Linked DNA regions of Homo sapiens: region 2 is linked to region 1. The links are chromatin loops, found by intact Hi-C in ENCODE. Cell type or tissue: sigmoid colon. All regions are shown on one strand.

The links. A loop is a pair of places that touch in the nucleus more often than their neighbours do. Peaks named below come from ENCODE experiments on the same cell type or tissue, not always from the same donor. Only the 100,000 strongest peaks of a DNase experiment are listed, where the experiment ranks them.
Region 2: it touches region 1 in a loop (10-fold over the local background); 40 of 110 quality-filtered maps call a loop at or near these places.

Annotation. Positions count from the first base shown.
Region 1 is chr10:80,923,274-80,925,773 of GRCh38, forward strand. No RefSeq gene overlaps it. Among named protein-coding and RNA genes, the nearest start is that of LINC02655, 270 kb to the left of the region's middle. In sigmoid colon, a CTCF peak has its summit at 1,256 (motif pointing left); no DNase peak of the experiment used is centred here.
Region 2 is chr10:80,387,019-80,389,518 of GRCh38, forward strand. No RefSeq gene overlaps it. Among named protein-coding and RNA genes, the nearest start is that of PRXL2A, 20 kb to the right of the region's middle. In sigmoid colon, no CTCF peak of the experiment used is centred here; a DNase peak (open chromatin) is centred at 1,463.

The sequences.
Region 1 (2,500 bases):
AAGTATCGTGGTACATTCTGGAAACTACCAGTAGTTCCATATGGGTGCGATTTAGAGTAGCAGTGGGGAATATGGGCTAGGATAAAACTAAGATGTAAAGTGGCTACCTCCTGAATGGTCCTGTATGTCGTGCCAAGCTTCCAAACTTTACAGTTAGACCAGGGGTTGACAAACTTTCTCTGTAAGTGGCTGGGGGCAACTAGTTTGGACTTTGTGAGCCATGTGGTCTTATTTGCCACTGCTCAGCTCAGCTGTGGTAGCACGAAGGCAGCCATAGACAATATACAAATGAATGGGAGTGTCTGTGTTCTAATAAAACTACTTTATTTACAAAACCAGGTGGAAGGCTGGGTTTGGCCTAGAGGTCATAGTTTGCCAACACCTCTTCTACATCACGGAGAGTTAAAAAAGTTTTAACCGGGCAAGTAACATCACATTTGAGTTTCAGAAAAATTATCTCAATGGTAGTGCAAAGAATGTACCAGGCAATAGCAGGACAAGGGAGAAGAGGATTATTTCAGAGACAGTGATAATAACCTAGGCAAGATACAGAGAAGCCATAATCCAAACCACTGAGGAATGAAATAATGTATGAGAGAGTAAAAGATGTGAAGAGAGTACAATCAGTAAAATGGTCATGGATTAAAGTGCACGAAAGACAGGAAGGAGGAGTACTTTAGTCTCAATGGCACAATATATTATATTTCTGATAGAATAAGAGGAAAAGAAACTACATTTAGTAGAAATATATTGGGTTTAGTTTTGAGCTTCCTGAGGTTCAGCCAGAAATCTGACCAACTACTATATAAATGACCCATGATGCCCTCTGTATGTTAGTCCCTAGGTTGTTTATTTCTTCATGGCAGGCTAAGACCTATTAGCTCAAAAGCATACTAGTCCAAAACTCAAATTGCTACACACCCAATTGTTTTAAATATAGCTCAAACAAGCAGATTTTTAGCCATTTGGAGCCTGCCTGCTTTGCATACCCCACAAAACTGCATCTAACATCTGCTAGCTATAGATAGAATAAAACCCTGGGTATTTAATACCCCAAGTTGCTACTGCCACTTGGAGCTCTCTGACCCAAAGACTTCATGCCTTGCTACTGCGAGACAGAAACTAGACATGTAAACCCCTCTCCGATACTCCTTTTCCCTAAGAGTTCCCTTGCCCTCCTACCCATGGTCTCATGCTGCAGGGGCTGATGTTTCAGACACATCAGCCAAATAAAGCATGTGCGTGCTACTGCCACCTCGTGGTCATATCTTTTTCCTTGATCAGTTCCACAATTCCCCAAACTCCATAATTACAGAGATCCATGAAAGCTTTGTTGGTATATGTCGGATATTTGATGTCAAAGGAGTGGGTGATTTTTCTGAGGAAGACCGTATAGAGTATGAAGAGGAGGTCAAGGATGAAAACCTTACAGATTCCTCAGGAGATGTCATTACATAACATCCGGGAACAAGATAAGAAGCTTGAAAAGAAATTACTAAGAAGGAAATAAGACAGCAAGCTGGGAGTACTATAAAGGAAAGAAGCAATTTCAAGAAAAAAAGAATGGTCTAGTTTTAGTTCCACAGAGAGGTCAAAAAAGGCTAGACCTGAAGCCAATTTACTGTATTTGGATATTAGGGGCTCCTTGCAGGAGCAGTTTCAGTGGAATAATCAGGACAGAGCCCTGATGGTAGTGAGTTGAAAAGTGCCTAGAAAGTGAGAGAAATTTTGAAGAGTTAAGCAATAGAGAGTGAGAACAATATAAGCCCTGATATGGATTGCTGAGTGACACAGAGATTTTCAATGAGGACGGAGACTGTAAATAACAATTCATACATCATGTGCTTTTCTGTAGGTCTACAGACACCCAGAAGGACAACCAGGGAAGGAAAGATTGCGTTGATCTAAGGAGGAAGATTTTAAGGGCAGGAATCTTAGGTAGATAAACAAATGTGTGGAACTACTGTAGATGTTGGTGAGAGCATGGCATGTTGAATCACAATATTTACACAGGATAGGGAGAACAAGAATCTTTGACTAAGTTAAGGCCCTAGGCCCTAAAATACAGATAATTTAAAAGACTTGGGTTTCCAAAAAGTGTTCACTGTAGGAATGTTAGGAATGAGAGATGAGAAAGCTGTATGAACAACACATTATAAAAGTTCATATCTGGTGCTGTGGAAAGAGAACTGGGCTTGATATCAAACTAAGATCTGACTGTGATTCTGTCACTTCCTAGCAGGCTGACCTTGGATGAATCGTCCATTGACTCTGAGCTCAGTTGAATGGTAAGATGGGAAAATTTACTTTTCTATGGCATTCGTTGGTATCAGACTCAAGGGAAATATTAATAGGTGTGATGATGTTTTATGCATATGTAAAATTGATGCACAGTAAGGTCTGTGGCATGTTAGGATGTCCATATTACTCTTGATTGTCTTTATACATAGTCACTCCTTATCCACCATTTTGCTTTTTGTGGTTTCAGTTACCCAAGGTC
Region 2 (2,500 bases), 540 kb before region 1:
GGCGTGAACCCGGGAGGCGGAGCTTGCAGTGAGCCGAGATCGCGCCACTGCACTCCAGCCTGGGTGACAGAGCAAGACTCCGTCTCAGAGGAAAAAAAAAAAGTGTGGGGGCCACCACTAAGACTGCAGCTGTAGATGTTTGTCCTTCTCACACTAATCCACACACTACCTGCAGTAATTCATCAGAATTACTACAGATGCTTCTGGACTCATGATGCCGTTATGTCCCAATAAACCCATCATCAGTTGAAAATATCGTAAGTTGAAGATGTATTTTATACATCTAATCTACCAAACATCACAACTTAGCCTACACTACTTTAAGTATGTTCAGAACACTTACATTAGCCCAGCACTGCAAGAGAGCATTGTGCCACATATCACTGGCCCTAGAAAAGATCAAAATTCAAAGTATGGTTTCTACTGAATGTGTGTCATTTTCACACCATTATAAAATCAAAAAATTGTAAGTTGAACCATTGTAAGTTCGGACCATCCGTTCTGAGGCATCACTGAGCTGGCTTCTGCTCCAGGTAAGGAGATCTCAGCTGGACTTCTTGGAAGAGCCTTTCTCTCCAGAACCCAGATGGAGATTTGGCCTCCAAACCCAGTTTTCTGATAGATCCAGAGAAAGTCATTGATTTTCCAGTTTCCCGTATTTTTCTTGTAAGGATGAGAGCGCTTCTAACCTTTTCATATATCAGAATTGAAATCAGAAGTCCTCTAGAGAGACCACTTTAGATAGAAGGTCAGGGAACACTGAAAGTGACATTAGAATTGAGCTCCAAAAATAAGCAGGAACACAACAGCCCTGCCAGGCAGGTAATGGTACCATTTTACAGACAACAGTCCTAGGGCTAGAGAGAGAAAGTGATTTTGCCAAGAGTCAAAGCCCAAGGCTTTGAAAGGGCCCAGCCGGCTTCAAAGTCAATCCTTTCTTCATTCCACCAAGCAGCCTCAAACTCGTAATGCAAAGGGAGAGGCTGGAGGAGCCATCTGTCTATGGAAATGCTCAAATATATTCAGAGACTTTGAAATTGTGCCTTCTGGCTGGGCACGGTGGCTCATGCCTGTAATCCCAGCACTTTGGAAGGCCAAGGTGGGCAGATCACCTGAGGTCAGGAGCTCAAGACCAGTCTGACCAACATGGCGAAACCTCATCTCTACTAAAAAAAAAAATACAAAAATTAGCTGGGTGTGGTGGCGCATGCCTGTAACTCCAGCTACTCGAGGGGCTGAGACAGGAGAATTGCTTGAACCCAGGAGAGAGAGGTTGCAGGGAGCCAAGATCGTGCCACTGCACTCCAGCCTGGGCAACAGAGCAAGACTGTGTCTCAAAAACAATAACAACAAAAAGAAATTGTGTCTTCTTTTAGTTTTGCCTCAAATAAGCAAATTGAGTTTAAAGCTAAGCAAGTGTGTTATGGTGACTAGAGCTCTGGGCAGGGAGCCAGGAGACCTCAGCAGTAGCCTGGCTCTAGCAGGAGATTGCTGGTGACTTTGGGGAAGTGCTTACTCTCCCTGGGTTTTATTTTTTTCATCCTTAAAATAAGAAATCATAGACAAATCACAGGAAGTTTTTTTTGCATAGTTTTTTTCTTTTTTAACAGGAAGTTTTGAGTAGCCTGAGAACATTGAATTTTTCCATTGAATATCATTCTCCTTTGCTGTCTGTAGGCCGAAGAGAGTTAACTCTGCCTCAAGGGAGAGATTATCCATGTGAACCTCAGCTCTGGTTCAGGTTCTGATGAAGGGTTTAGAGCAAGTCAGATGAAATAGGGTGCAGACAAGGACAAGTTCTCCACCTTGCTGGCACCCTAAAGGTACAAATTTTCTGGACAAATCCTGGCCTCTGGCCCCAGGTAAAGCCTCAGCATAGGTGATATTGACCATTCTCATTGTTGATGTGCTCATGGCCTTATTTAATTCTTCTTCAGTGCTCATCTCACTGAGGACAGCTATAAAGATGAAGCCAGGGAAAGAACAGAAGCCACTGTGCAGATCATCTTGGATAGTCTAGGGGCTCATTAATTTGGCAGCCCCAGACTGGGTCTAACTGACAGCAGCCCACATTATGATGCTGGGCTAGGCTGTCTCGGGGAAGCCAGCTGTCTTCAGGCTTGCATGACCAGGTTCAGATTTGAGGTGGAAATTGCGCAAATGCAGTGATGCTCCGTATGTGTTTCACATGGCCACCCACACATCTCTTCATTCGGATGGAGACTGAATTAAAACTCCAACTCTACCTTTTCCTTGCTCTACGACCTTGACCAAGTCACTAATCTCTTTAAGCCTCCAGTTCTCCTCTTTAAGAGGATAGTAATGCTTTCCTTACAGAACTGATGTAAGGCTGGCAGATAATGTATGTAAAGCACTTAGCATGGTACAAGGCAGATCATGAGCATGTGGTCATTGGTAGTTACAGTCTTAACTATTACAACAATTAACTATTATAACAATTAAGTTAATAGTTATAACCATTTAGTACCTAGCCACTGAG